Regions from separate parts of the Homo sapiens genome. Here all the other regions are linked to region 1. The links are chromatin loops, found by intact Hi-C in ENCODE. Cell type or tissue: endothelial cell of umbilical vein. All regions are shown on one strand.

Region 1 (2,500 bases):
AGCTCCTGAGGGTTGGGGGCATCGTGTTGCTTAGAGGAAATAGTTCTCTAAGGCCAAGAGGAGCCCAACTAGAGTGTGCATGTGTGTGAGAGAGAGACAACGGGAATGCAGCCAGCAGGGTGGCTGTCCTCTGCGTGCCCAGCCCAGCTGTTCTGTGTCTCTCTTGCCTGCCTCCTCTTCCTCAGAGACCTAAGAGTGCCTTGGAGCGCCTGTACTCAGGGGATCACCAGCGAGGCAAGATGAGTGCAGAGGAGCAGCTGGAGCGCATGAAGCGACACCAGAAGGCCCTGGTCCGAGAGCGCAAGAGGACACTGGGCCAAGGGGAGAGGACGGGCCTGCCCTCATCTCGCTACCTCAGCCGGCCGCTCCCTGGAGATCTTGGCTCAGTATGTTAGGAGGGGCCAGGCAGCGGGGCAGGGACAGGGAGCCGAGTGCCCCTCAGAGTCCCCCAAACACAAGCACATCACACCTCCCAGTGAGAGAGCTGTCCATTGACCTACATGGTTCAGAGAACACCCCACGGGGCTGTTTGTCCACGACCCAGGCTGGACGAATGCCTGGTCAGAGGGTGACCTGAACCAGAGCTGGAGTGAGGATCAAACAGGCCCAGGAGCCTGAGGAAATACCCAGTCAGTCCTCCCAGCCGCGATGGAGAGGGGCCTTTGCAGGCGTTCGGAATCTCGGCTGAATTCAGGACCTGGGAATACAGGGTTCAGAGAGGAGAGGAGGAAGATGGTGACATGATTTGGTTAGAAGCACAAGCAAACTGATCAGCCTCCCAGACCTGCCAGCAGATGCTGTGTGAGGGTGATGGAGCACGGGGTCACACCCCTGCCCCAAGGGCCACTGGTCTCCCTGGGCTTGCAGTGCAGAGGCCTCAGGGTGTCTGGGATTGCTGGGGAGGCCTGTGCTGCCCCCTGGTGGCGCTTCCTGGCGCTGCGCCCTGTCCACAGTCACCTTAGGTCCCTTTGGAAACATTCCATTTGACTTTTCCCTGTTGTTTGAAATCCCATGTTTCCCTAAACCTCTAGCCTGATTGTTCTTTCCCTAATTCATTGCACAAGCTCCTTTGCTTTTAGTGTTACCGCTCATTGCCTCTCTAATCCTGCCTGATTGTGTTTACAGAAGCTTCTGATTTGCATTGAACATGCTCTAACTGGCCTGTGCTACTTATTACCGGGCTTGTAATAGCGGTTCTTGTCTCCATAGCCTGTTGAGTGTTCCCAGATGTGACTCACCTTTCTGCTGCCCTCTTCATGCAGGCCTACTGACTCATAATTCACTTGTCCCAAAAGCCACCCCACAAGCCTGAGCCAACCTGCTGCCTGACGCCACAGTCATTGGCAGAGGTCTGGGCATTATTAATTTATAAAAATCCATGCTTTACACCTGGACAGTAGACAGGGACTTCAGAGATTGCACGTTTGAATACATTCTCCCAAGACTGAGGTTGTTCGGTTTTAATTCCTGTAGTCCAATCACACAATTTCTTATGGAAAACCTTTTGTGTTTCTGGTATTTAATAACTTGAAGGGATAGCAAAATATACTGTGTATTCAGAGGGCCTCTCTGCAGCTGCTAGCTCAGACACCAAAGGGGTAAGGCCCAGGACATTCATATCTTTAAAAGCTGCAAACCTGGTAACCTTTAAACTTTTAAAACAAATGTCATATGGGGTAACACTGACCTTTTATAATTTGATGTCTCAAATGTAGAGATTATCTAAAAATCGTAACTTGAATACCTTGTAATTTTTCTCTTAAAAAAGAAGACTTGTGTAAGTCTCTGCATCAACGCCAATAAACATGTTGCTTAATAATAATGGATTGGCGTGGTTCTTCCCCAGGATACCTTATAGAGTCTAGTGAACTTTTCCTGTTTGTGGAAACAATCAGGCTGGGTTTAAATGAGGACTTGTCTCTATTTGGAGCATTTGTGAGCGTGTAAGGAAATGAGTGTTTTCTTTGTGAATCATTAAATTGATTTTTTCATCTTTGGAACTTCAGTTGCCTAATCCTTTCCAACAATAGTTGGAAACCATCACCTAAGAGTGATTACATTGATTTGGAGTCATTGAGAGCTTGTGCATGAATGGGTGAAATGTGCGAATATGGCTCTGGGTTTGGGGTTCTGGAGGGACTTGAGGCATCAAAGACAATCAGGACCATTTGGGGCTTTGAGGTGGATGGATGGGAGAGAGAAGATGGCCTGGGATAGATAAGCATCTGCTTTGGTTTTGCTCAGGGGAAGAGAGGCTTTGAGCCTGCTCTGTTCTCAACAACCTGCTCAGCGGTCAAAGGCCTGTGAGGATGCAGGTCCTGGGTCAACAGGAAGTCACCACGGAGCTGGACAGTCATGGTTGGATCTTATCGGTTAGATTTTCCCTCTTGGGAAGCTTGTTACAAAGTTGATACTGTGAAACAGCCTTAGAAACATTCCATTTGATTTAGCATTTCAATTTTATATGATTTAGTTTTTTTTTCTAATTTAAAGAAAACAT
Region 2 (2,500 bases), 150 kb before region 1:
TATTGTCCTCAGTGCCCAGCACAATCTTGGCACATGGTATACCCTCAATAAATATTTGTTAGAACAAATGAATAAGGCCAAAGCATTCAGGGATTTTATGTGACTGATTCTTGTAGTGTCTTCCCAGGAAATCAAGGCCCTTTCAAGCGTGCAAACTGTCTCTTGTCCAGAGAGCTTGGTGGCCATCTCCAAGCTCATTTTACTCCACGGTTATTAACAATTTGGAGATTGTTAATAACAACGACTCCAGGTTATTAACCTGCTATAAATCCAATCCTGTAATTGGTACTTGATACATGTTGCTGGTAGTCCTCAAAGATGAGGGAGACTGAGGCTCAGGGGGAGGGAAACAGCTTGCCCAAGGTCACATTGCTGGAAGGCATGCTCTTTCCTTTCTGCCTGCTGTTTCTGAGCCAGAGCTACAAGTGTCTGTGTGAGTTATGGGTTCTTATCTCTTGGCAATTAGAGCAGCTCAGCAAAGGTATTTCTGGCACAGGCCATTGCTGCTTTCTGACAGCTGCTACATTCCAATATCGCCTGAGTTTAGGGAAAAGAAAGCCCACACCTGGGGTTGGCAAAGATAGTCTCAGAACTCATTTTCCCTGGTTTCTGCACATGGTGAATGTGTTTATTGTTCTTGTCACACTGTCTCCTGAAGTGCAGATGCATTAAAGTTGAATATTATTTTCATAAAAGCCACTGGAGAGAAAGGGAGAGAAGAGGCATGATTCGGGTGTCTCCAGGAATATAATTGGATTTGCCCAATGATTGGGAGAGTGGAGGTGGGAAATGACAACATGCCAGGAAGTACATTTGATGGTGCTTTTGATTCCAAATTTGTTAGGCATGTGTTTTTAATTGCTTTGTCCCTGTTGTCATTATTCTAATAGAGACCTGATTTTTTTTTTTTTTTTTTTTTTTTTGAGACAGAGTCTCACGCTATTTCCCAGGCTGGAGTACAATAGCATAAGCTCGGCTCCCTGCAACCTCCGCCTCCCGGGTTCAAGCAATTCTCCTGCCTCAGCCTCCCGAGTAGCTGGGATTACAGGCACCTGCCACCACGCCTGGCTCATTTTTTGTATTTTTTAGTAGAGACAGGGTTTCACTATGTTGGCCAGGCTGGTCTTGAACTCCTGACCCTGTGATCCGCCCACCTCGGCCTCCCAAGGTGCTGGGATTACAGGCATGAGCCACTGTGCCCTGCAGAGACCTGATTTTTCAAAAGGGGTTCATTATCATATTAAACTTTCTCTATTCAGCAAGGTTGGCAAATGGGATGTTCTCCTGGCTCAGTGTTGCCACCTACCGTGTGCTGCATAGATTGTCAGTCTTCAAAATATTAGAAGGCAGTAAAACACATTTCAAACTGCAACAAGGCATAATTTGATCCGTCTGTTCTTCCACAAGGTTGCAAGTCTTCAGGGTGAACATTATAAGCATCTGTCATCACTGTGTGCTCTTGGAGTGCCAAGATACTGGTTATAGTGAATTCTGGTGATAAAAAAAATGCTAGACAAAAATACCACTTTTTCTTTGGTCCCTTGAGAATGAGCCTCAAAAACATGTGCTGCTTGCACATGGGGATCTGAATAATTGCAACATTCAGGATTATGTAGAGAGAGTATCCCTGAAGAAGGCACTTAGGGTGGTGTTTGCAAATGTCACAAGGCTTTCAGTTCTATCTTTGGCCCCCTAGTCTCAGTAAGGATTTTGGCTCATATCAGTGATTTGGAAAACCTAATAACTTTTATGTCTCCAAAGTTGTGTTTCCAGACTGCTGGCTATTTCATATTTTAAAGCATGTTTCTACCTTTAAAAGGACACCAGAGAATAGCAGTGGGCACTGACATGCCTTTACCCCTCCCCACACTAGAAAAGGACCGACACATTTAATCTTTTTTTTGAGACGGAGTCTCACTCTGTCACCCAGGCTGGAGTGCAATGGCACGATCTTGGCTCACTGCAACGGGTTCAAGCGATTCTTCTGCCTCAACCTCCCGAGTAGCTGGGATTACAGGCATATGCCACCATGCCCAGCTAATGTTGTATTTTTGTGGAGACGGGGTGTCACCATATTGGCTAGGCTGGGCTTGAACTTCTGACCTCAGTTGATCTGCCTGCCTTGTCCTCCCAAAGTGCTGGGATTACAGGCGTGAGCCACCATGCCCAGCCTCACATTCGATATTTATTTGTGGATAGATTTAGGTTCTTTTTCCCAATTTCCCCACAGTAGCTTTGACAAGTCTTATTTGGAAGAAGTAACACAGTTACTGAACTGGCGTCTTGTTCCTAGTTTGAATGGTAAGAGCCAGAAAATCGCCCATTCACATGTAGTACATTAAGATTTCACCTACTTTCCCCAGAAATTATTGTTTAGGCAATTAGGGACAGAAAAGTATGAAAAATACAGGTGCTAATTATAACCAGACTCTTTTTTTTACTGTAAGAGATAAAAATTTCAAAGTATTTTACATATTAATTAGGATATTTCCTCCCCTTA
Region 3 (2,500 bases), 140 kb before region 1:
CCTGGTGCATTCTTATAACACCTCTGTAATCCCCTCGCAACAATGGTAATTACCTTGTTCTGTATTTAATATAGGTCTCCCTGACTAGAGTAGAAGCACTGTGAGTGTAGGAAGATTATCTGTTGCTCCTGGCATATACTAACCCTTAAATGTTTGCATGTGTGAATATTTGGACGGGTGCTAATGAATGAATTAGAAGTGTGTGTGGGCTGCTGAGAGGTGCTGTAGTTCTGATTGCCTGCAGGACCAGGAGAGTGATCCCTTATTGCCAAGGGCATTGAGAAAAGAGAGAAAGAAAAGAGACATAGTTGAGGTTGCGAGGGCAGAGACAAGCCAGAGGGTATGGTCTCCTTCGCTGGGTGCCTGATAGCGGCCTCCTGGGCGATGAGGTCGCAGTCACATCCAACCAAGTCTTCATTCCTGGCTTGTCAGAATCCGTTCCCGCAATTTACCAGGGATTGTTAGAAGACTCCTTGAATCATTGTGGGGAAGAGCATTCAAGGTCAGGACTCTTGGAGGGGAGACGACAGCAACCCGGGTCTCCTGCAGCCTGGTCTTCCCAGCCGATGGGCACTTGCGGCAACGGATGACAGGTCTGCTGGTGTCTGGCTAGACGCCAGAACAGCGCAGTTCTGAGGCCGCAGGTCCTGCCCCTCCGCCCTTTTCCCTCCCCCTCCTCAGCCTCTCTACCCCTCCCACTTGCAGCATCCTCTACGAGGAAAGGAATGTGCTGGGCTCGGACGCGCCGTCCTGGCCGAACGGCAGCACCTGGGGCGCGCTCTGGACCGCTGGGGTCCGCTGTCTGGCGCTGCGCCACGTGCTTTGATCGGTGCTGATGTCAAGTGGGTGTGGGCTCCTCGGAAAGGCCCCGGCGAGGAGGAGGAGGGCGCGCGATGCGCCGCGGGCGAGCTGAGGCCCCGGCGCGCTCCGTAGCCCAGCGCCGCTGACCGGTGGCCCGCCCGGGCTCGCGAAGCAGTCGCATGGAGCCGCGGAGCTGTCCTCCCTGGGACGCGTGCCCCGCCACGCTGGGGGTCTGGCAGGAGCGACCAAGGGGGGCCTGCAGGTGTGTGTGCGCGCTGTAACTTTCGGGGGGTCTGCGGGTTGTCGAGCCGACAGGGCGCAGGGTGCACGGGCTCCTTTTGGGGGTGCTTTGTGTCTGGGCGCGGGCGTGACTGGAGCCGGCTAGTCCCCGGCCAGCCATGAGCGAGGGAGCCGTAGCTGGCCGCTGGAGTTTCTGCAAGAGAATTCATTGAGCCGGCGCCCGGCTTTGGGTTACTCCTCGGGAAGGACGCCAAGGGAGCCGTTGTTGTTTTTAAAAATCGGGTCTCCAAGTACAGACTGCGTTCTTGTTAACAGGATTACCTCAGCAGCAGAGAGCGCCGCTTCCCAAAATCGGCTGTGGTTGGGGACCCCACGGCCCCGCAGGCGTGCGGGCTGCGGGGACAGCAACTGGCCAGCAGTGGAGAGGGTGGGGACCGGGAGGTGGGCAAAGGCGACCCCGCCAAGCGTTCCGCCAAGTGTGCAGGGGCGCCTGCCCTTCCTCTACACCCACACTTGCCAGGAGCCGGCTACGGAGGAGGTAAGGGGTCAGCTTCTCGCCTGTGACAGCTCTGGTTTCAGACACACCTTCCCGGAGGAATGCAGAGGCTTTGTTCCAGGCGCCCGTCCCAGCCCCGAGCCCTGAAGCCCGCGGGCATAGGGCTGGGACTCCGGTGCCATTACTCATCTTTTATGGCAACGCCGGCAAGCTCCTAGGTAGGCAAGTTAATTATTAATGTGTCTAAGCTGGAGAGAGGAAATCTGAAAATGAGATTGGTGGGTTGCAGGCCTCCCCCTTTCTTTTTTGGCTTTGGCAAGGCAAGGTTTAAGCCCAAGGTGTTGCAGTCTATTTCCCTAGAAGGATAAGGGCATTCCCCCAAGGCACCAGCACTGCCCCCGAAGGGTTCCCCTTTCGTTGTCGGTGGGACAGCCCCATCTCCTCCCAGAGGGCAGAAAGGGTGCATCCCTCAGTTTTTAATCTACTTTAGAACCCGTCTGTACCCCTCCTCCTTTGCCTTCCTAAATGCATCTCACTCCCATCCCCTTCCTCAAGGCAGCTTCCAGACCAGGTGTAGGAGACCTGAGTCCTCTCAGCAGGTAGAGTCTGAAACATTCTGAAAAATAGAAAAATGTTGCCCTGTCCCAGCCATGGTGCCTGAAAACCTCCTTGCGTGCTCCGCCAGTGCCCTCGGGTGTATTTTCAGGCCTGGGGGCTGTGGGCAGAGGAAGAGGTGTCTGTCAGGTGTCACCTGACTTGTCTCTCCCAGGCCCCTCAGTAGGAGGGGAGCAGAAAGGTCCAGGTGGGAAATAGAGAAGGTGGAGTGAGGCTCCTCCCTCAGGCAGTTTCAGTTTCCCTCCTGTCCTTATCAGAGAGAGGGTGGGTCTAAGACTGATAGTTGTACAAGGTGTCCTGTTTGTGTGCTGGGGTATTTCTGGGTGGGGCCCTAATGAGTGGGAGTGG

What was found. A loop is a pair of places that touch in the nucleus more often than their neighbours do. Peaks named below come from ENCODE experiments on the same cell type or tissue, not always from the same donor. Only the 100,000 strongest peaks of a DNase experiment are listed, where the experiment ranks them.
Region 2: it touches region 1 in a loop (7-fold over the local background); 33 of 110 quality-filtered maps call a loop at or near these places.
Region 3: a loop joins it to region 1, with 7 times the contacts of the local background. A loop is called at or near these places in 25 of 110 quality-filtered maps.

Annotation. Positions count from the first base shown.
Region 1 is chr11:16,786,982-16,789,481 of GRCh38, reverse strand. It overlaps PLEKHA7 (pleckstrin homology domain containing A7), which reads left to right. Exons shown (of 27, transcript NM_001329630.2): 23 at 186-386. Among named protein-coding and RNA genes, the nearest start is that of C11orf58, 50 kb to the right of the region's middle. In endothelial cell of umbilical vein, a CTCF peak has its summit at 942 (motif pointing left); DNase peaks (open chromatin) are centred at 931 and 1,901; H3K27ac peaks cover 1,393 bases.
Region 2 is chr11:16,934,825-16,937,324 of GRCh38, reverse strand. All of the region lies in intron 3 of PLEKHA7 (pleckstrin homology domain containing A7), which reads left to right. Among named protein-coding and RNA genes, the nearest start is that of SNORD147, 10 kb to the right of the region's middle. RefSeq lists an enhancer at 976-1,487. In endothelial cell of umbilical vein, a CTCF peak has its summit at 1,308; no DNase peak of the experiment used is centred here.
Region 3 is chr11:16,924,089-16,926,588 of GRCh38, reverse strand. All of the region lies in intron 3 of PLEKHA7 (pleckstrin homology domain containing A7), which reads left to right. It overlaps SNORD147 (small nucleolar RNA, C/D box 147), which reads left to right and starts at 567; the gene lies at 567-651. RefSeq lists an enhancer at 1,312-1,923. In endothelial cell of umbilical vein, no CTCF peak of the experiment used is centred here; a DNase peak (open chromatin) is centred at 938; H3K4me3 peaks cover 599 bases; H3K27me3 peaks cover 1,758 bases.